Linked DNA regions of Homo sapiens: all the other regions are linked to region 1. A link is a contact called in ENCODE Hi-C or POLR2A ChIA-PET data. All regions are on one chromosome and are shown on one strand. The core of a region is the stretch at or near the end of the contact, and the rest is flanking DNA. Distances in the headings are between cores, read along the strand shown.

Region 1 (5,657 bases), core at 106-2,605:
ATATTATATGGTAAGTACTTTAAAATGGTAAATAGTAAATACTTGTGTTATTCACTAACATTTGGGGAGGATTTTCTCTGTGCTTTATGTATATTACCTAACCTTACAAACTGTGTAAGGTACATGCTGTTCTCTCAATTTTTCAGATAAGAAAATTGAAGCCCAGAGAGATCAAGTGACTGATCCAAAGTCCCACAGTGAGGGGAACTGAAGATAGGATATTCTTTCTCCTTTTCCTCTTTAAAAAATTATTTTGATTAAAAAAAACCGTATTACTGAAGCATAGGGACATGGGGAGAAATTATGAATGATTCCTCAGCCTGAATAAAATAGTATGTTTCATTAAGGCAACAAATATTTATTAAGGACCTAATATTTGCCTGACATTCAAGTGAGGTGGGGGGCACACAAGTAGTAAATAAATAACAGACTGGGCAAAGGGCTACCAAGGCAATACTGTAGTAGACTAACAGGTGCCCCACCATAGATGGGTGGTCCGGAAAAGGCGTCTCAGATGTCTTTCGTTGAGACGCAAAAAAAAGCTGTGGGGTAGGGCGTAAGGGGAGGGTGGAGAAGAGAGAGAGGGTTCCTGGCCAAGGGAACCAAAAGCAGAGAAGCTCCAAGTCAGAAAAAAGCAGCGGTTGGCCCGTTGGGAGAATTGGAAGCCAACCAGTATAGCTGTAGCACAGGCGGGGCCCATTTACGCCGTGCGTTTTCACCCTGGAAAGGAGTTTGGGTTTTCAAGTGTGACGAGGCGCTATTAAAGAGTTTTAAACATGGAAATTACTCGATCTGATGTTTGTGTAGTGTCCTGTTTGTTAGTCATCTTTTCCAAACTATAATACATTTTTTTTTTCCTAAAAATGGTCGTTAAAGCAGCCTAGGACTTAGGTCAATTGCGGTGGTCACTTGACCGCCTGTGAGGAGGCGGCGCGTGGGGTGGATCGGACTGGGCGTGGCGGGGGCTCAGGAAGGAGGGTGGCCCTACCCCAGCGGGCTCGGCTCGGGGCCTCCGCGGCAGTTCGGGGTCCTTCACCCGCCGGCTCCAGGTAGGCTACTCCTCAGGTAAGCCCCGCCGCCAGCCGCGACGTCGTCGCAGACAGGCACCGCCCCCACTCGTGCGGCGCGAGTAGTCCTGCCCCTCCGCGTTGTCTCCGGCCGGCACGGCCCGGCGGGGTACGGCCGAGCCCGCCGCATGTGGCCCGGCTCCCGGACACCTCCCCGGCGTCCTCCGCGCCGGCCGCTCCTGCCCCGACGTCGCTCCGGCACGGCTCGGGGCCCAGAGGCGAGGCGAGGACGCCGGGCAAGCCAGGCAGCGGAACTGACGCCGGCGAGCTTCCGGGGCGGCCCCGGGCAGGTCGGCGGCGGCGGCCCGCAGTCGTGGAGGAGCGGTGGGAGCGTCGGCGGCCGCGGGCGATGCAACTTCCGGACGGGACTCCCCTCTGTCCGCGCCTCACATCTCCCCTTCCTCTCGCCTAGTCCTGTGCCGTTTTCCGTCCGCGACTCTTCCGGCCCAGAGCTTTCGGAGTGCGGTTGCTCAGGGGAAGCCGTCGCCGCCCCCGCCTCGGGGCCGAGTGAGAGTGCCCGTCGCGTCGCGCCGCGTCGCCCCCCGGGCCGCCTCCTTGCCGCCAGTGGCGGGCTCCGTTCTCCCTCGAAGCACTCCCCCCAGCTCCATGAATGGAAATCGGCTCCGCAGGTGAGTCAGAGTAGCTGGGCCAGGTAGGGGATGTCACCCAGCTACTGTCCTCTGAGCATCCCTGCTCCTCCCGCCCGGCCCAGGTGCGCGAGGTGAGCGTCGGGCGGGCATCGCTCGGTCTCCCGCCCCTCGCCCTGCTCCTCCGCGACCTCCCCGCAGCCCAGCCCCAGTTCCCCGGGGGCCCCTGAGTCGGCGAAACTGCGAGGCGGGGAAACGCTTGGAGGATTTAAGTTTGGGGTTATCTAGGCGGCATTACTCTTTGCTGGAGTACCCTTCTTCTAGACTTTAGAATGGTTTGCCATTGTCTAGTTGGAGTGCGTGTCCTTTAGCCAGGTTGTGTGTTCCGTAGAGGCTGGGCAGCCAGCCAGCTCCCTTACCTACCTCTTAGGATAGTTGTGAAGATAGGCTGAGATAACGGATAACTTCAGATTAAGTTCGAAGGAGGTGTTGGTGCAACGTTAAATTCAACATGGCATTGCTCCTACCCTCGAGTTCTTTTCTGTTGTTTGTGGCAGCATGGTAGATAGTTTCTGAGGAGCTTGGAAATGTCATAGCAGCCTGGATCCCTGCTTATACGAGGAGGTGGTTCTTAAAATTGCTGACAGTATATTTTTTTTCATTCTCTATTCCTTAGAGAAGTAGTTGTCATATTCCTGGAAATTTGGAATTTAAGAAAACTGCTTTATCTCTGGGGGCAAGAGCAGCAGTTTTGCAGTCTTAAGAGAAAATTGCAACATGGATAGTACTTGTCCTTAAAAAAGGAAAAGTATTGTTTATGGTTCTAAAGTAATTAATTCAGGGACAGAAAGGTGTTGCATAACGGTTTGCCTAACAAATGATCATGCTTGGCTTATTAAATTTGAAAGTATGCTTCAGACGATCACAAGTTCGTAAATTAATTTTCAAAATATTTGCGGGGCTGTCTTGTTACTAATGGTGTTACAAGTTCCTGAATTCCATATCTCTTTTTGCCAATTTGATATAAGAAAAACTTACGTAAAAGAAACCAGTGACATAACGATAGCTAAGAACTTTGTTGAATAGATTACGTGTCAAATGGTTGCAAAAAAGCACTCAAACTGGGGAGATGAGATGGGGAGAGAGTTACAAATTTTTTTTTTTTTTTTTTACAAATTTTGTTACATGGAAGTTTCTCTAATCAATTTAGACCATATCTCTTTTTCCTGCTCCATTGTTTCGCTTTCCCCCATATCGTCTTAAAAGGTCTGTCTGGATTGTGAAAAGATTTCGACTCTTATTCAGTTTTGATTTGTGTATTTCTGAAACTGTCCTGCCCTTTTAAAAAAATTACCATACTACTGTTTTACTGTACAGGAGATGTGATTATTTGGGACCATAGGTGATCTTTGTACATAACTGTCCTGTTGTCAAGTCTGGAAAACAAGTCATGAAGGTCAGACCCTTTATTAATCATCCCAAAACTTTTAAAGATATTTCAAAAAAGTTTTTAAAGTTTTTTCTTTTTCTCCTTAGGGTTTTTCATATGATATTGTGCCCATATATATGGGAAATGTCTTAGAAAACATTTGTTACATCAAACCACCTAGTCAACTGGTACAACTAAGCCAAGTACAGCTCAGAAAATACATTTTACCTCTTCTTTTTTGGGTGTCCCATTGCTGAAATGGATACCCATTTAGCTGTCTTCACATTTGGGGAAGTGTGTAGTTAGATTATCAACTATATGCCTGGGTCTCTTGAAAAGTAAAGTTTTTTCTTCAGTACAGTTTATACATGATTGAATGTAGCCTAATAATGAAGATAAGCTATACTTTGGCTCAAGATTGTCATCAGAAACAAAATTTTCATTATTCCTGAGACTTGTATATAATTGGTATGCTTAGCTTTAAGTTGAAAGCATAGCTGTGCAACTAAATTTTAAATCCATAATTTAGGCTGGGTGTGGTGGTTCATGCCTGTAATCTCAGCACTTTGGGAGGCTGAGGAAGGATGATCGCTTGAGCCCAGCAGTTGGAGACCAGCCTAGGTAACATAGTGAGACCTGCCTCTACAAAAAACAGAAAACTTAGCCGAGAATTGTGGCACATGTCTCCAGTCCTAGCTACTTGGGAGGCTGAGGCAGGAGAATGGATTGAGCCCAGAAGGCAGAGATTGCAGTGAGCTATGATCGCGCCACTAACTCCAGCCTGGGTGACGGAGCAAGACCCTGTCTCAAAAAAAAAAAAAAAAAAAAAAAAAAAAAAAATCATCATTTGACACGTATTTTGATTTTAAAATTTTAGTATAAATGTTCTCAAAAAGTCTATTGACTCAGTATTGAATCTTGGCTTTCCAATTCTGCCATAAGTTTTTCTTTTTTGTGGAGATTCTCAGGAATCATCTTGTGATAGGATATTTTAAATTCTAGTTGCTCGGTGGATACACAGAAAACTGTTAAATTTGTTTACATTAGGGAACCTCGAACACAAATACCATATAAGTTAGTATTTGTTCTTTCATATGAAATATTTTAAATGCTTTTTAAGGATATCTTGTGCAATCTACTGATTTAGTACCATCAGAACTTTGATTTAACAAAAAAAAAGGTGAAATTAGTTAAAAATTAATCAACAGTTTAACATCTGTGTCTGTGACTCTTTAGTTGGGGAACATCTGATGAAACACCGTTTTTTATGGTCTAATTACTGCTGAACTAAGAGTATAGGTTATGTTTCAGTTCTAAATAAAGTGGGAATAGGGAGCTGCAGAAATGCTTGATGATGTTACTTCTCCTGAGTACTCATTTTTTAGGTCCATACTATTCTAGTCTATGTTTTCAGGTAATGTTAGACTACCGTTTAGGACAGAGGAACTACACTTTATAATGGAAGAAAAACATTTACTTTTACCTTAAATTAATGACATGCAAATTGTTTGATGTTTGGTGGAAGTTTTATACAGTCTTGCAAAAGTGAATAGACTGTTTCTTTCTTATTTACACTTTTAAATTCATGTCTGAAAATAGTTGTTTTAGAGTTCTGTGTTTATTTAATAATAAAAGTTTTAGAAAAGTTATTTGGAACCAAGTTCCAAAGGAATAAAAGTTGCATATATGGGAAGCTAGAACTAAATCAAGATTGGGATTTGAATGATGTAGATAAAAATTATGGGTCAAAAATACCTACTAAAATATGTAATGCCATCAGGGTCCCAATTTAGTATTTAAAACAATCTTCTTTTTATTTATTTATTTTTTTTGAGATGGAGTCTTGCTTGCTCTGTCGCCTAGGCTGGAGTGCAGTGGCATGATATTGGCTCACTGCAGCCTCTGCCTCCTGGGTTCAAGTGATTCTCTTGTCTCAGCCTCCCGAGTAGATGGGATTACAGGCGCGCACCACCATGCCTGGCTAATTTTTTGTATTTTTAGTAGAGACGGGGTTTCACCATGTTGGCCAGGCTGGTCTTGAACTCCTGACCTCAGGTGATCTGCCTGCCTCGGCCTCCCAGAAAACAATCTTCTTTAATAACTTTGAGAAATGTTTTTGTCGTTATATAAATTTTCTCACTTGTAGTTCTTTGCCTTGAAGAAAAAAAATCAAATTACTGCTCTGTCTGTGGGCATGAATTTTGAAAGTGATAAAGGTTTTTCTACTGGGTTGTCACTTAAATTTTGGCTTATGCTGCCCTGGAGTGACCATTATGACTTAAAAAAAATATATTTATTGCACTTGACTGGCAGTGGGACTTATAAAAATGTGCAAGATTGTTTTGATATTTGGTTTAGAATTTCTCTTTCAATGAAGGGACTCCGAGGGAAAACAAAAATTGAGACATAAAATAAATTTTTCCTTCTAAAAAAAGACTTAAGGGAAAAGACATATAGATAACCTTCAAATATAATTCAGTTAACATGAAGACATTTACAAAATTACCCATGATTCTATCAGCCTCATATAACCGTTCTTTACATTTTTAAACCAAATTCTAAACTAATCTGTTT
Region 2 (5,657 bases), core at 1,097-3,596, 900 kb before region 1:
TTTTCATACCTTTTCTGTTCCAGGCTCACTGTTCCTGCAGGTCTTAAAAAGAACCATGCATCTTTCCAACTCAGGGCTTTCCTATTCACAGTTCCCTCTGTCTGTAATACTCTTCTCCATACCCTTTGCCTAATCAATTCATTCTTCATAATTCAGCTTACACATCCTTCCCTTAGAGAGGCCTTCCCTAGCCATCCCCAGGCAGACCACAACCAAAACTAGGTCAGATTCCCCATTTTAGGCTTTTCTTCCAGAGTACTTGTCATAGTTTGTAATTATATATATTACTTGACCAATACTTTTGTAATCTCTGCCTCCTCTACTAACATATAAGCTCTACAAGGGAAGGGACTAAGCTGACTTTGCTCAATCCTGGATCCCCAGAGACTAGCACAGACCACAAATTCTTAACAGAATAAAGGAAAGTACTACCAGATACAAGAGAATTTTTTTTAAGTGACAAGTATGGAAAAATGGTAAATATATTACTTTCCTTCCACACACAAAAAAATCATGTAGTTATAGCTTTCATTCAAAGAGCAAAAAACCAGCCAGGAATGGTGGCTCATGCCTGTAATCCCAGAACTTTGGGAGGCCAAGGTGGGTGGATTGCTTGAGCTCAGGAGTTTGAGACCAGCCTGGGAAACATGGCCAAACCCCGTCTCTACCAAAAATACAAAAAAATAGTTGAGCATGTTGGTGTGTGCCCTGTGGTCCCAGCTACACAGGAGGCTGAGGTGGGAAGATCACTTGAGCCTGGGAGGTGGAGGCTGCAGTGAGCTAAGGAGATCGCACCACTGCACTACACCCTCAGCGACAGCGAGAGCCTGTCTCAGTTTGGGTTATTTTAAACTTACAAACCAGAAGCCGTTTAACTAAAATTTTTCAGTTGACCAGATGGAAAAGAAGGAATTTTTTTAAATTTTTAAATGAAGATGAAATGCTTACTTGAGCATTGTCTGGTTCTTCTTTAATTTTGTCCAGAAGCTCCTGCTGTGGTACCACTGCTTTGCCACATTCACCATCCAAAGGTTCTTTCATTCTAATTTTTTACCTCAAAGAGTGTCTCAGGCTCAAACGAATAGATTTCTTCTTGGTAATGGATAGTTGGACACCTAAAATACATACTCAGGCTTATTCTTTTTTCTTCAGGCTTATCTATATGAAAGAAAAACTTTGTGTTGAGTGCATGAGGCTTCACGGCTCGGCATTTGAAAAACAACTCTTCTGGGGCCACAACTAACTTTTTTCTTTCTTCCTGCTTTCTGTTCCTTCAGTAGCTACATAAGAAAACAGTTTTGGGGCAACAGCTCCCACTTCTCTAATATCTTTAAAGACACACAACACACTCTGGTTTTTTCCTATGTTGAAGGTTATTGAAGGGAATTAGACCAGCAGACCAAGACGTGGGAGGAAGTAATAAACTCTGAGAAGAACGGACTCAAGAAATAGTTTCTGACCCCATAAGAATCAGTACTTAGAGGCCCACGTCGGCTTTTATTTCTCAAAGAGGGGCACAACAACCTCCCGGCCCTGACCTATAACTCAACCTTCACTGGAAGCCTCCCTAAGGGCCCCATTTCTCGGCCTAACGCTAGATGTGAGCTCAAGATGCCATCCATCGCAGGCGAACAACAGGAACGCCCTTACTGAAAGTGAGTCACCTGCCTCTTTCAAGGTCTCCGTGTGAGGGGTGGGGGGCATCAAGCCCCTCAGAGCCCCGCTTCACAATCGCCTTCCTGTAGAAAAGAAACTCAATTGGCCATTCAGTAAATTCCCTTCCCCTAAAAGTCAAAGAACTAAACGGGACGAATTAAACCTAAAACAAAAAGCTCTTCAAAGTTGTCTTTATCCGAATAGTCCGGGATGGAAACGGACAACTGGTTGAAAAGCCTGTTCCAAAGAAGAAATGAGAACTTTTGCGCACTCGCCACAAAATATCTACGGGCGCTCATCCCTCCTCTGAGAACCGCACGCTTTCCGAAATTCTCCTTCCCACCAAGAATTCCCACTCCCATCATTGAGGACTAACGAGGCAATGTGGTCTCCGACTGAGAGCGGTGGACTAGCCAGTGAATGTCAACGCGTCCCTAAGGCGATATCCGCAGCCGCCCCAGCCGCGTAGCCCACCTGGCACCGCCCCCGCCGCAACGCCTCGTCACGTGGTGTGGCCTCCGCCCCGCCGTCCCGCCCACTACCACTGCGGCCGCACCCACCTTCTGTCGCCTCCCTGCTACCGGAGGAGCACTGGAATAGGAACCAAGTCCTCTGCATCTAGACAGGGATTATTTTCTCTTCTGGAATTCCGCCTGATCCATCCCAACGCAACGACCGGCCAACCACGCCTGCGCAGCCTTGGTCTCCGCCCTCTTTTCCCGTCAGGCTCCGGACCTGAGCTGAGTAGAACTTCCCAGCATTCCTCTTTCCTCAATTATGGTTCACTTCTTAAAGAGACCGAGGCTCAATAGTGAAAAGGTGGAGATGGCGTTAGAAGGCGCTGTAAGTGCTCTATAGCATTCTTTTTTTTTTTTTTTTTTTTTTTTTTTTTTTTTTTTTTTTTTGGAGACAGAGTATCACTGTGTTGCCCAGGCTGGGGTGCAGTGGCACAATCTCGGCTAACTGCAACCTCCGCCTCCTGGGTTGAAGCGATTCTCCTGCCTCAGCCTCCCGAGTAGCTGGGCTTACAGGCACGTGCCACCACACCTAGCTAATCTGTAGCATCCTTTAGTGCCCATTTCCTGAAAGGTGGCCTACTGAGAGAGCATGATATTAAATAATACTTGGCTTGCTGAGCACTTCACATGCACCATCCCACTTAATCCTCACCATTTAACCCTAAGAGGTATAATTTTTTAATCTCTTGAGATATAAATGAAAAAACTTGCTCAAAATTGAGATTTGGTTTTTTTAATTCAACATTGTTTCACAGATACGTGTATGATTTGTGACTGTTCATTCATTTTGACTGCTGTATAGTATTCTATTTTATGAATATGATACAATTTTAATCATCTACTACTGATGGACATTTGAGTTGTTTCCAATTTGTGGCTATTAGGAATAATGCTTCTGTGAACATTCTTGTCATTGGTGATGTTAAAAGACAAAATTACAACAAATTTAATTTAAATATCTCAATTAGCTTTATTTGTGATTCTAGAATCTGGCAGCACTTCATTCCATAAAATAGAACAAGTGTTCCAATGAGCTGAGCAGAAGAGGTAGGTTTTATAGACAGAGAAGGGCTGGAGAAAGCAGAAGTAAAGAACAAAAAACAGATTGGTTCATTTCAAAGTAACTTTCCAAAAAATAAATAAATAAGTTAATTTCCTTGTAAAGCAGAACCAAGAAACAAAACAATAGAGAAATAACTGATTGGTTAACATCAGGTAACTTCAGTTTATCTTTTTTTGGTAACGATTAAAGCAGAAGAAATTTCATTATTATGCTAATTGAAACTGGCACTCAGGGGAAATTAGACTCTTATTATCTCTTTTTCCTGACTTTTCAGAACTTCAAATAACAACGTAGTTTCCATTTGATGACATGGAACCTCAGTGTGAGTGACTCCATTTTGATTTTTAGTCTGGTTCATTGAGACCTACTGCAGGAGCTTAGCCCGAAACAATGGCCTACAAGTTTTATTTAACAGTGATACATATGCACACATTTCTGTTGGGTTCATACCTAAAAGTGAAATTGCTTGTTATGTATATGTAAAATTTAGGTAGATAATCTCAGGCAATTTTAGAAAATGGTGGTTTCAGTTTATACTCCCTTCAGCCATGTATGAGAGTTTCAGTTTCCCAACATCCTTGCCAATAATTACTGCTGCATATCTTTTTAATTATAACCATTCTGATGGGGGCATAGTGGTATCTCACTGTGGTTTTAATTTGCATTTCCCAGATTATTAATGAGGATGAGCCCATTTTCTTGTTCCTTGGGTATCTGGATATCCCCCATAAGTGCCTGTTCAAGTCTCTTGCTCATTTTTGTATTGGATTGACATTTTCTTATGGGCATATATTTTAGATATGAATCCTGCTATGGTTTGAATGTATGTGTCCCTTCAAAATTCATATATTGGAACTTAAACATTAAGGCGATGGTATAAGAAGTGGAGCCTTTGGGAGGGGTTAGGCTATGAGGACTCCATCCTCATGAATGGGATTCATGCCCTTACAAAAGAGGGCATTCATGCCCTTCACAAAGATTCATTCCTTTTGCCCTTTTAACCCCTCACTGTATGATAACAATGTTCCTCCCAGCAAGAGGACAACAACAAAGTTTCATCTTGGAATTAGAGAGTAATTCCAAGACAACAAATCTGCCAGTGCCTTGATCTTGGACTTGCCAACCTCCAGAACTGTGAGAAATAAATTTCTACTATTTATAAATTACACAGTCTGTGGCATTTTCTTTTGGCAATCAGGAATACACTAAGATAAGTCTTTTTTGAATATACACTAGCCCCCCTCATCCACGGTTTTGCTTTCTGAAGTCGTAGTTACCCACACTCAACCACGGTCTGAAAATATTAAATGGAAAATTCCAGTAACAAATAATTCATAAGTTTTAAACAACTTTCATTAAAGTCTATTGTTATAATTGTTCTATTGTTAGTTGTTAGTCTCTTTCTGTGCCTGATTTATAAATTAAACTTTATCATAGGTATGTATGTATAGGAAAAAACATAGCATATATAGGGTTTGATACTACTGGAGGTTTCAGGCATCTGTGGAACATCTTCGAACATATCCTCATGGATAAGGGAGGGACTACTGTATATATTGCAAATATCTTCTCCCACTCGGTAGCTTGCCTTTTCACTCTGTTATTGGTGTCTTTTGATGAACTTAAAAGACCTTTGTGGCCGGGTACAGTGGCTCATGCCTATAATAGCAGCACTTTGGGAGGCTGAGGCGGGCGGAACTCTTGAGGCCAGGGGTTTGAGACCAGCCTGGCCAACATGAGGAAACCCTGTCTCTACTAAAAATACAAAAATTAGCTGGGCATGGTGGGCACCTGTAATCCTAGCTACTAGGGAGGCTGAGGCAGGGGAATCACTTGAACCCCAGAGGCAGGGGTTGCAGTGAGCCAAGATCGCACCACTGCACTGCAGCCTGGGTGGCAGAGCAAGACTCTGCCTCAGGAAAAAAAAAAAAAATTAGCCGGGTATGGTGGTGTGCACTTATAGTCCCAGCTGCTCGGGAGGCTGAAGCAGGAGAATCACGTGAACCAGGAAGCGAAGGTTGCAATGAGCTGAGGTCATGCCACTGCACTCCAGCCTGGGTGACAGAGCAAGACTCCATCCAAAAAACAAACAAACAACAACAACAAAAAAACCCTTTGTGCTTAGTGCTTATTGTATTCTCTTAAGAAATATTTTCCTACCAAATGAAGAAAATTTCTAGAAGTGTTATTAGTCTTTCACATTTAGTTTTATAATCCATCTGTGGTTGGGTTATGTGTATAGTGTAAGGTAAGTCAGATTTCAACCTTTCCATGTGAATTTTGCATGGATTAAGCACTATTTTTTAAAAAGACTGTCCTTTTCCCCACTGTTCTGCATTGACACCTTTGTCATGTATCAGTTGTCTATATATGTGTGGGTTTATTTCAGGACTATGAAGGCTGTTCCTTTTGTTTCTCCT
Region 3 (5,657 bases), core at 988-3,487, 660 kb before region 1:
TTTACAGATAAGGAAAGTGAGGCACAGGACAATTACCTTGACCAAGATCATATAGCTATACACAATACAAATCAAATGCATTTCTGTGGGACAGATTTGGTCACAAGGCCACCAATTTACAATGTCTACTTTACGATATTTCAAATAAGTCAGAAAGAACAAGGCTTTGAATTCTGACTTGGCCTCTGTGCTGAATGATCTTGGACTAGTCACTTAAGCTCTGTGAATCCTTCTATAAAATTATGATTAACTTTTCAGTGCTCACTAAATGGTTTTCTCTTGTCTTATTCCTCCATATGGATGACTGCCCTGAACATTCATGTTATGCTTGTATATTATCTGAAATGCACAAATCCCACCTATTATTCGAGACCTAACACATTGCTAATACCTCCAGAAACAGTCTGTGTAGGACAGAGCCCTGAGGATCAAGATGTCTGTTTCAGTCTTGATACTGTTACTAATCCTGTGTGTGATCTCAAGCAAATCATATCTTCTCTAAGCCTCAGAGGCTTCATCTTGAAAATGTGGAGTTAGACTAAACTAATAAGTTTAAACTGTGATCTGAGAAACTCAACATTTCTGTAATGATGGGAGGGGGCATGAAAGGAGAGAGAGTGCAAGGGTGAAGCTGGGTGAATAGACTAGTGGGTTCCCCACTTACACTCCCAACTTAGCAGCTCCACATTTTAAACCACCAGATTTTATTAGAAGGGAGTATTCCACTGCCAATAAAACAGGTGGAAACCACTACAAGTTTTATGTAGCCACATTCCCTGGAATTATCTTTTCTTGGCTCCTCTTTTCTTTCTTGTCCTGGACATGGAACTAAAGGGAACATGTTTTTAAAATTCTGGCTGAAATGAACATATTTCTTTGTCCTTCTTTCTTCTCTCCTACCGAGGAGTGAAATTAAAGACAGTGCTAAAGGCATAAGCAAGGCCAGTATGGAAACTTCCAGCAATTTCACCAAAAGTTTTCAGCAAAATATTACAGATTAGAAAACATCTGTTTCAGAATAGCTACCAAGTGCTAAATAAAACAGAAAACAGAAGTTACATCTCATTATCCTGTGACTTCAGGAGTTATCATTCCCACTTGAATATGTCTTGTCATGGGAAATGACCTTCAGGAGGCATCTTCTTTGTATTTCTTACTATATGTCTCCCCACTGTCCCTGAACTATCATTATAAACTTAATTTTTTCTGCACCCAAAGCTTGTGGGAACTAGAATGAACAGAAGAGGAATGAATGAAGCCCTCATTCTTTTCAGCGATTTTCAGCTTAGGACCCAGTTTTGGAACAAGATAGACCCAAATCTACTTCCTGGTTTCCTGCTTAGAAATAAGATGCTTATCCTTTAAGGCAGATTGTCAAGCTCCTTCAATAGAGGTGAATGAGGACACCCATCATCTGCAAATCATTACATCTTCACAAGAGAATTATGATATTCTCCAAATACCATGAAACTTCAATTTTTAATCTTCTAGGGATATCAAATTAAACCAAATTTATCTCTCGCCTGAAGACAGCCTGGAGGACTGAGACTGTAATCTTGATTCCAACTCCACACCAGCCATTAGTTACATTGGGACAAATTCCTTCCCATGATCAGGCTGCAATTTTATCATTGGGAGCACTGGAGTAAATGGTTCCCTAAGATCCTTCTCCATTTTGATGTTCTAAGGATAAATTACTATTGAAGAAATTATTTCCAGTTGTTGGTTCAATCTTCAAAATCACCAAAAGCTTTGATTTTAAGGTGAGGTTATAGGAGTTGGCTCTTGATATTCTATGCCTTGTGCTTCAGAACAGGCAGTCGAAAGGGAGGAAAGTTGGTTTTCCTTGAGATGACTGTCTTGTTCCCTCATTGGTTTGGGATTCTTCATGTTCAGAGGTCCACTGAGAACTTCAGCTTACCATGACTTTCCCTCTTCAATGGTACCACTGTAGTCAGGTGTAAGATGGTGATGTGGAACCCTTCACTGACATTGCACCCAATTCTCCAGATTGTCTTTCCAGTAATTTCTTTCATTTCTCCTTCATCCCTGCGTCATGGTCCCTTTAAGGGAGCGGCCATAGTTGAGTGGTGGGAGCAGCTGCTGGCAGCAAAGAGACTTGCAGGATTTGGCCTACCCATGGCCACTTACCGCGCACGCTCAGGACCGGGGGCTTGGTGGGAAAGGAAGGAGGGACTTAGGGTGCGCCTGCGCATCAGGGGCGCGCGCAAGGGGCTGATTTGGTGATCCCTTTAAGAAACCGCAGGCGGAGGAATTTCTCTGAGAGAAAATAATCCTACTCACGGGGCCCCTTGGAGGCCATTAACCCCCCGAGTCCCGGCCCCCACCCCGTCCCCGGGCAGGCCCTCCCGCCCACGCGCGGACCCGTGGGATCTCAGAAGCTGCGGCCCGGCGCGCGGCATCCGCCCCCTCCCCACTCTCGGCGCAAGGCCCGGCCGGGTCCGGGGAAGCTGCCGCGAGGCGGCCGTGCCTGCAGTGTGGGCGGGGGCCGGGGGGCCGAGAGGTACCGCCGCCACCGCGCGGGGAGCCGCAGCGGTTCCGAGCGGGGCCCAACATGGCGGAGAGAGAGGTGGAGTCCGGCCCCCGAAAGAGGGTAGGTGAGGTGAGGCAGAACTCGGGCGGCGGGGGGCGGGGCGCGGCCCGGGGCCGGGAATGGGCCATACTCAGGTTCGTGGAGGGGTCGCCGAGGCCCAGTTAGGACAAGGTTGCGGGCAGGTCTGAGGCAGCCTTGGGTCCGGAGCGCGCTGGCGAGCGGTCCCTCGGCAGGTGGGACAAAGATTTGGTGCTGGGTGGGGGGGAGGGGAGGGGGCCGTTGTTTGCCTTCCTCCCCCCGACGTTCCCCAGCACTGGGGTGGGATATCTAGGCCCAGGGAGGGGAGGTGTCAGATTCTTAAGTGCATCTTTAGTGCATCTTTAGTACATCAGAGTCTGGAAGTTAACTGGGGAGAGGTCAGGTGGGGGTGGTGGTGGCGGGAATAAGTCGTGGAGGGGTCTCAGGAGAAATAACCGGAGGGTTCTTCAGTAACACCATCGCGAATTCATTTTCCTGCCTCCTTTCCCCTCCCCCCATAGCCGTTATCTAGACCAAAGTCGGGGTGGTGGTCTTACCTGTGAAGAAGTGGGATCGTTGGCATGTCCTGATTTAGGAGAAAGATTTTGGCTACTATGAATGTCATGTTCTAGCCTAGCCTCTTACTCGCAATTAGGGACTTGGAAGAATACGACAAGTTTTCTCATAACAGGGATGTACCCAATCAACCTGCAGAGGTGAAGCCAATTCTACATAGGAGTTGTTTGAATACCTTTTAAAGTTTGTCTGGAAACTTTCCTTATTTAATTCTGAGTGGTTTTTTTCAGATGGCGAACAATACTGTACTATCGATTGAGCAATATCCCTCACTTTTCTTTTACTTCCTCCCCGCTTAGCATGATAAGAAGTAAGTTTCCTTTTAGGAGTCTTCCTTTTGGGAATGGTTTCAGAAACGATCAATTAGCAAAAGGGCAAAAAATTACTACTTTATGAAGAATGCCCTTTCAGCTTAGCGTAAAATTAGTAATCTCGTAATGATGCTACAGCTGATGTTTTGAGTGCTTACTGTGTGCCTGGCACTGAGCTAAGACCTTTATGTGAAGAATTTAACTTCATAGTAACTCCTCCTAGAACCTATTTGCAGATGAGGAAATTTAGGTGTTGAGGGCTTAAGTAATTTACTTAGATCACACAGCTAGTTGCAAGGTTGAGGTAGGATTTGAATCCAGGTTTGTCCCAACTATAGTGCCTGTGTGGGATGCCACAGAGGAGTTTCTTTAATCTGTGTTTCTCTCCTTAAAAGCTTAAATTGTAAATGACCAAAGAAGTGTCAAGTATTATTTTTTCCAACAATTTATTAGGAAAATATTTTGAACTATCCGTCAATATTATAAAACTTACGGGGAGCAGTCATACACCCAACCGCCTAGATCCTACTGTTAACATTGCATTCCGGACATGCACAGCGGCTCACGCCTGTAATCCCAGCACTTTGGGAGGCCGAGGCGGCAGGATCACTTGAGGCCAGGAGTTCGAGACCAGCCTGGCCAACATGGTGAAACCCCGTCTCTACTAAAAATACAAAAAATTAACCCGGCGTGGTGGCGGGTGCCTGTAATCCCAGCTATTCGGGAGGCTGAGGCAGGGGAATCGCTTGAACCTGGGAGGCGGTGGTAGCAGGGAGGCGGTGGTAGCAGTGAGCCGAGATCGTGCTACTGCACTCTAGCCTAGGTGACAGAGGGAGGCACTGTCTCAAAACCCCCTCCAAAAAAAAAATTGCATTCCACTTGTTTTATCATATATTTACCCCTCTATCCCTCTTTCTGTTCATCAGTCGTGTTATTTTAATGCATTTCATCGTAGTGTTTTGAACAATAAATTTTTACCATTGATAAGTTTACGAAATGTTGGATTCACCTAATGCAATAATTAGTCATAGAGCAAGTTAAGCTGTATGATGGTATGTCCAAATAGTTTTGTAAGTATAAATGTTGTGTATGGAATGCATGTGTTTTGAAATTTTAAAATTTTCAAGTTGTGTTCAGTTTTGAACTAGATCCTTACTGTGCTTGGATGAAGGCATATGGCATATAGTCCACCAATGAAAATATACAGGGTAAATTACTTAAGATATGTAATGTTAATTCAGGGAGATTTCTGCATCCAGTTGCTGTGAATGTTGTCATTCACCTTCTGTACTAGGATGTTCTAGGATATTCTAGAAAACATTGATGTGTGTTGACAACAAATTCAACTAGATTTTAAATATATTCTGCCTCTTGTCGTACACTTAAAAGATGTTACTGGTCTTGTGAATCTTCTGCTAAAGGAATGCTGGAAAAAAAAAAAAAGATACCATACTGGTAGCAGTAAAAACTTTATTATTATTATTATTTTTGAGACAGAGTCTTGCTCTGTTGCCCAGGCTAGAGTGCGGTGGCGCAATCTCGGCTCGTTGCAACCTCCGCCTCCCGGGTTCAATTAATTCTCCTGCTTCAGCCTCCCAAGTAGCTGGGATTACAGGCAAGCACCACCATGCCTGGCTAATTTTTGTATTTTTAGTAAAGATGGGATTTTGCCATGTTGGCCAGGCTGATCTCGAACTCCTGACCTCTGGTGATCAGCACACCTCGGCTTCCCAAAGTGCTGGGATTACAGGTGTGAGCTACCGGGCCTGGCCCAAAAGTTAATTTTATTTTTAACAACCTATAACATACGCAGGACTTGTATAGGTTTCCCCCATTATTTTGCCAGTTTCATCACAGAGGAAAATTACATTCATTGATTTTTGGAATTAATGGTGTGGTGGCACATGCTTCTAGTCCTCGCTATTCAGAGGTTGAGGTGGGAGCATTGCTTGAGCCCAGGAGTTGGAGGTTGCAGTGAGCTATGATATTGCCACTGCTCTCCAGCCTGGGTGACAGAGGGAAACCCCCTCTCTAGAAAAAGTAAAAATAATACATAAATAATATTTTTTGATCCATAATTCATTTTGTTTTTGATATTTCATTAGAATGTTCGGTATGATTGTCTTAAATGATATAAGTACTTTTTTCCACTTTTTTTTGGTGTGTGCCAAATTACATGTGGATTCCATATGTATACT
Region 4 (5,657 bases), core at 1,244-3,743, 520 kb after region 1:
AAAGCAGAAAAAAGGCTATAACTCCTAAAGGTAAAGCTGTCCTCTAGTATTCCAAGGGCCTTGTCCAGACCTCCTCTTGAAAGATACCTATTACTCATTGTGTTAAACATATTAAATACATTATTTCATTCAATCCTTACAACTTTGCTTTAACATATATGTATTATTACCATTTTATGGAGAAACAGGTTTATAGAGGTTACACCCAAAGGGCATGCAATTAGTTAAATGGTAAAGCTGGAATTGGGATCCAGGTCTGTAAGACTCTAGAGAGTATGTTCTTAATTGCTAATTTACACTATCTTCCAAGATGCAGACTACCTACCAGTCTGAGGACTCCAGCATGTCACCTCATTGGTGCCACTAGCCTGAATGAAATCAGATCACACAGGCACCAAGGAAAACAGAACCCTCTCAAAGGAAAAATGACAATGCTATATAAAACTGCCAATTTAGATAATCAGTTCAAAAAACATTTTGTGATCACTAATTTATTCTGGTCTAGGAATTATGGTAGGTGCTGGAGTACAAAGATGAATAAGACAATCAAGCGGGAGATAGACATATACACAGATCATTTCAGTATAGCATGGCCAGTGGTAAGGTACTGAGGAGCAGGCATGGGGTGCTATGGGAGCACAGGCTGCTATGAGAGCATGCACAGGCCCTTTCTGCATATGGGGAGGATTCCTGAAGGAGATGATTCTTAAGCCGAATAATGCAGGATTGAAGGGGAAGAATGTAGGGATGGGAATTACTAGCACAGAAATACGAACAAACATGGTTTAAGCGGAGATCTATGAGCAGTTTGGTATTATTGGGAAACAGGAGGCAGGCAGTGGTGGAAGAAGGGACTGCAGAGGAAGACAGAGATCAGATAAGGAAGGGCCCTGAAATGGCCTGTGCAAGGACTTGGTCTTAACCCAGATGGCAGTGGAAAGCTGACAAAGGGTTTTAGGCAGGGGCAAGTTTGGACAGATACACATTTTAGAAAGCTCATTGGCGGCAATGTGCAGAATGAATGGAGGGGGTATGTTATAGGGAGTTATTTTTAGCTCTTTATGCATGGACTTGCACTCAGTCACACACACACAATAGTTAATATCTGAATATGTATGCTTAGCATCTGAATATGTATGTTGAACATCAATTGAGCATACAAAGATTAATGGAGAGAATGTTTTAATTGGCGGCCATGTCAATTGCCTTTTCAACTTTTCCTCCTCCACTTTGAAATATAATATTTCCTTCATACTTAATCCTAGGAAATTTGGTATAAGCAAGTTGTTTGCCGAGAAGGGAGGAAAAGAGGAAAAGGAACAGAGTGGCAGAGTGTTCTGAGTCGTCATTTTTCTGGGGATTAGTGTGGTGTCCATGGGAGGCAGATTTTGCATTTTCGAAGCTCTCATATAATTATTTTCACAATTGTATTCCCCTCCAACACTTGTGAGGAGATTTATAACTTTCTTATTTTTTTCATATTTATCTATATTATTTTAGAACACCAAATTTCTAGAAATACTTCTGAGATGAGTAAGACCAATCTCCAGCTTATGTGGGAAGATACTACCATAAAGAAATTAAGAATCTGAACCTGGGCTGGACGCGGTGGCTCACGCCTATAATCCCAGCACTTTGGGAGGCCGAGGGGGGCAGATCGTTTGAGTCCAGGAATTGAAGACCAGCCTGGGAAACATGGTGAAACCCCATCTCTACTAAAAATACAAAAATTAGCTGGGTGTGGTGGTGCATGCCTGTAATCCCAGCTACTTGGGAGGCTGAGGCACGAGAATCGCTGGAACCCAGGAGGCAGAGGTTGCAGTGAGCCGAGATCGTGCCACACACTCCAGCCTGGGCGACAGAGCGAGACCCTGTCTCAAAAAAAAAAAAAAAAAAAAAAAAAAAAAAAAATCAGAACCTGTTCCTTGGGGGTAAAGAGGATGCTTGGACTAGCAAGGGGTATGATACTAGATGGTGGGCAGCTGGGACTCCTACATTTGGAAGGCACTGATTGACAAGAGAGACTGGGAAATCACCTCTCCCATTTGAAGAGATGGGGAAATTAGGGAGGTCAGGCACCCTAGTGTCCACTGGGAGTATTAAGTTCCTCTGCTGTGAAAAAAGCTTTTGGGGGGATTTGACTCCCGAGGGGCTCCAAATGGATGTGGCTTGTAAGAAAGGTCCCTGGTTATAAGAGTGAAGTGTGTAGGGGTGCGGGTCTGGCTGTGGGTGTTAGGGCGATGATGAGAGGGCCGGGCTGCTGGCTGCGGGTCTGGCTGAGCGGGCCGGGGGCCTCTCACCTTTGCGGGCCTTGTCTCCCGGGATGTTCTGGGCCCGCAGCCGTTGGTCGAGGATGTAAAGCATCTCCCCGCCCAAGTTCAAGAAGAGCAGCGGTAGCGTCCGCACCGACATGGTGCTGGAAACGAGCTGGACTGGTGAAGAGCCCCGGGGTTCGGTAGCCAGTGGCCTGAAGGCCAGGCCGCAGCGTCCCAATAGTCCGGTTGCTGGGGCAACGCCGTGACGGGAAGAGCGAGCCAATCAGAAGGCGGTTTGGTGGGAGGTGCCCTGAAGACGGGAGCTAATTGGTCTGGGTGGTGGACCGTCCCGGGGGGATTGGTCCGAGCCAGAGGCCGGCGCGGCGTTGGGCGCGGCTGGGGAGCTGTGCTTCTGAGAGTAGGTTTCCCTCGAAAGGGCGAGGGCCGGGCCAGGGCTGGGGGTGGTCTCGACACAGCCAGCCCGGCGCTTGGGACCCCGGCCGCTGGCGCGGGGCCTCAGGTTCCTATAACAGAGGAAAGCCCAGGCAGAACGGCATTAGAGCAGGCTCGGGTCAGACGGACCTGGGTTGGAATCACGGCTCGTGATTTCTTGCTGTGTGACTTCGGGCAGGGTTTGAGCCTTGGCTTCCTCTTACGTAACATGGAGCTGGCACTCACATCACAGGGCGGCTGAGAGGAATCAGTCAGATCATGGAAAGGCCCCGAAAGCACTCAATAAAAATGGTAACTGACTTTTCTTTTAGACGAGGGAAGGATCAGAAGTCCTGAGTCGTTTGCATCGCCTCCCAAAAGTTTACTTGAAGTGAAGCCCCTCCTGGTTTCATACTCCATGAAGCAAACCAGTCCCGTCCGTCCCCGTGTGTCCAGTTCCCAGAGGATGCGCCTGGGGGCTCTGGGAAGTTCCCTCCTCGACGCTGTTCCGAAGGCCTCCCAACCATTTCTTTTTTCTTTTTTTTTTTTTTTTGAGACGGATTTTGCCCTTGTCGCTCAGGCTGGAGTGCAGTGGCGCCATCTCGGCTCATTGCAACTTCCGCCTTCAGGGTTCAAGCGATTCTCCTGCCTCAGCCTCCCGAGTAGCTGGGATTACAGGCGCCCGCCACCATGCCCGGCTAATTTTTGTATTTTTAGTAGAGACGGGGTTTCACCATGTTGGCCAGGCTGGTCTGGAACTCCTGACCTCAGGTGATCTGCCCGCCTGGGCCTCCCAAAGTGCTGAGATTACAGGCGTGAGCTATCACGCCCGGCCCCAACCATTTCTCTTTGAGGGCAGCGACTCCCTTCCTTACCTCCATCTTAAGCTCCAGGATTACTTTTTGCCATCTGCTGTATATTTTTACTCTGATGAACAACCATTTCTGTAAATTTCAGTACTTCCAAAACCTACTAATTATCTTTCCCTCCAGCTACTCAAACTTGAAACTTGGGCCTTGGCTTCCAAATCTGTTTCCCAGGGTCTTTTATCAGTCATCATATTATGCTTTTTCCTCCAACACCTTTCTTACATTCATCCCTTCATTTGTTTTTCTGTCTGCATTGCTATGTTCCTCTGTATCACTGTTCTTTTCTCTCTTCTACCTTGCACTGGCTGCTAAGCTAAATGTCAGAAGACATCACTTTTTTTTTTTTGAGATGGAGTTTCACTCTTGTCGCGCAGGCTGGTGTGCAATGGCACGATCTCGGCTTACTGCAACCTCCGCCTCCTGGTTTCAAGCGATTCTTCTGCCTCAGCCTCCTGAGTAAGCTGGGATTACAGGCATGGACCAGGGCACCATGCCCGGCTAATTTTGTATTTTTAGTAGAGATGGGGTTTCACCATGTTGGCCAGGCTGGTCTCGAACTCCTGACCTCAGGTGATCTGCCCGCCTCGGCCTCCCAAAGTGTTGGGATTACAGGCATGAGCCACTGCGCCCGGCCAGCATCACTGTCAACATGACACATCCCTTCAGTGGTTTCCTACTCTTTGCCAGATCACAGTCTAGATGCCTTGGCATGGCATTCCAGGCTCTCCACAGGCTCCAGCTACCTTTTTTTTTTTTTTTTTTTTAAAGAGATAGGGGTCTTACTTTGTTGCCCAAGGTTGGAATGCAGTGGCACCCTGGTGGCTCACTGCAGCCTAGAACTCCTAGCCTCAAGTGATTCTTCCACCTCAGACTCCTTAGTTGTTGGGATTTCAGGTGAGAGCCACCATACCCGGCCAACTACCTTTTTAAAGCCATCTCCTGCACCTGGCCACCTCCTCTCCCCCAGTCCAGTTGAACTTGTCAGCAGGCTGCCTCTTCCTCATTACCACACCACTGAAAAGTCTTGTCCTGCCATAACTGAGCCCAAGTCCTTCCCATATTAACATTCTCCTTCCATCCCTGCTAGTCTGTTTTCCTTCCTTTCCTTCCCAGTGAAGTGTTTTGAACGAGTTGACAACACTCACAACTGGAACCTCCTTAACATCCTCACTCCCCACCTCATTGCAACTGGTATTATGCTCCCTGAACCCCACTGAAACTGCTTCACCATGAATACTTTTTGGTCCTTCCCTTAACTGATATCTCAGCATCAGGACTATACAGTATCCCATGGCTGGCAGCCCAAGGCTTTGTTTAATTTGGTTATTTTGCCTGCTCTGTGCTCTGTTTTAAAAGGGAATACAGGCCAGGCGCAGTGGCTCACACCTGTAATCCCTGCACTTTGGGAGGCCAAGGCCAGCAGATCACTTGAGGTCAGGAGTTCAAGACAGGAGTTCAACACCAGCCTGGCCAACATGGTGAAACCCCATCTCTACTTCGCTGGGTGTGGTGGCACACACCTGTAATCCCAGCTACTGTGGACGCTGAGGCAGGAGAATCGCTTGAACCTGGGACGGGGAGGTTGCAGTGAGCCAAGATCACACCACTGCACTCTAGCCTGGGGGACAGAGCAAAAACTCTGTCTCAAAAAAATTAAAATAAATAAATAAGAGGGAATACAACTAGGATAGGAATGTAATAAACACCTTAGCATCATTACTTCATGTTAGGCCTTCATGCATTTTTGTTACCTGCCTTGCTCCCAAAAGCATTTGAGTTTGCTGTAGTGTACTCTTCCCTTAGCTTCTCAGACCTTTTTCTTGGTCCCTAAGCAGTGTGGTATAGTGAACAGGACATAGGCTCTGGAGTCAAGACAGAGCCAGCTTTGAATCCTAGACCTTTCTCTTCCCAGCTATATGAATTTGGACAAGTTACCTAACCTCTCTGAGTCTCAGTTCTCTCATGACTCTCTCATCTCTCATGGCTAAAATGAGGATAATTAGCCAATGTGCAGAGTAAAGGTGGCTGTGAATATTAGATAATGTGCCTAAGGAAGCAGTTAAAACAATGCCTTTTGACCGGATGCAGTTGCTCGCGCCTG

The links. Hi-C counts contacts between places; a loop is a spot of excess contacts on that map. ChIA-PET counts read pairs that join two places held with the same protein, here RNA polymerase II (POLR2A). Pooled maps may share reads with other maps.
Region 2: a map of CD8-positive, alpha-beta T cell shows a loop between it and region 1 (9-fold over the local background). The contact joins the promoter of ZMYM6 here to the promoter of AGO3 in region 1. A Hi-C loop is called at or near these places in 2 of 168 maps with a recorded cell type or tissue (both CD8-positive, alpha-beta T cell), 1 of 37 single-sample maps with no recorded cell type and 9 of 50 pooled maps. POLR2A ChIA-PET finds 5 or more read pairs at or near these places in 4 of 52 experiments (CD4-positive, alpha-beta T cell, PC-9, activated B cell and 1 more).
Region 3: a pooled map shows a loop between it and region 1 (10-fold over the local background). The contact joins the promoter of ZMYM4 here to the promoter of AGO3 in region 1. A Hi-C loop is called at or near these places in 7 of 50 pooled maps. POLR2A ChIA-PET finds 5 or more read pairs at or near these places in 2 of 52 experiments (GM12878 and activated CD8-positive, alpha-beta T cell).
Region 4: a loop to region 1 is called in a map of CD8-positive, alpha-beta T cell, with 21 times the contacts of the local background. The contact joins the promoter of OSCP1 here to the promoter of AGO3 in region 1. A Hi-C loop is called at or near these places in 4 of 168 maps with a recorded cell type or tissue (CD4-positive, alpha-beta memory T cell, CD8-positive, alpha-beta T cell and naive thymus-derived CD4-positive, alpha-beta T cell), 1 of 37 single-sample maps with no recorded cell type and 15 of 50 pooled maps. POLR2A ChIA-PET finds 5 or more read pairs at or near these places in 5 of 52 experiments (CD4-positive, alpha-beta T cell, CD4-positive, alpha-beta memory T cell, GM12878 and 2 more).

What each region holds. Positions count from the first base shown.
Region 1 is chr1:35,929,750-35,935,406 of GRCh38, forward strand. AGO3 (argonaute RISC catalytic component 3) reads left to right here and starts at 1,356. Exons shown (of 19, transcript NM_024852.4): 1 at 1,356-1,696. The coding sequence starts at 1,678. It overlaps AGO1 (argonaute RISC component 1), which reads left to right. Exons shown (of 19, transcript NM_012199.5): 19 at 1-783. RefSeq lists enhancers at 972-1,495, 1,496-2,020, 2,021-2,543 and silencers at 999-1,508, 1,519-1,858.
Region 2 is chr1:35,029,599-35,035,255 of GRCh38, forward strand. It overlaps ZMYM6 (zinc finger MYM-type containing 6), which reads right to left and starts at 2,347. Exons shown (of 16, transcript NM_007167.4): 1 at 2,217-2,347; 2 at 949-1,115. The coding sequence starts at 1,041. LOC124903990 (a long non-coding RNA gene) reads left to right here and starts at 3,122. Exons shown (of 2, transcript XR_007065739.1): 1 at 3,122-3,559. RefSeq lists enhancers at 1,649-2,175, 2,176-2,700, 2,357-2,536 and a silencer at 2,067-2,186.
Region 3 is chr1:35,266,472-35,272,128 of GRCh38, forward strand. It overlaps ZMYM4 (zinc finger MYM-type containing 4), which reads left to right and starts at 2,238. Exons shown (of 30, transcript NM_005095.3): 1 at 2,238-2,614. The coding sequence starts at 2,576. RefSeq lists enhancers at 1,928-1,987, 2,008-2,067 and silencers at 2,198-2,557, 2,628-2,757.
Region 4 is chr1:36,447,958-36,453,614 of GRCh38, forward strand. OSCP1 (organic solute carrier partner 1) reads right to left here and starts at 2,494. Exons shown (of 10, transcript NM_145047.5): 1 at 2,301-2,494. The coding sequence starts at 2,412. LOC107984940 (a long non-coding RNA gene) reads left to right here. Exons shown (of 3, transcript XR_001737976.2): 3 at 1,501-1,608. RefSeq lists a silencer at 2,620-2,889.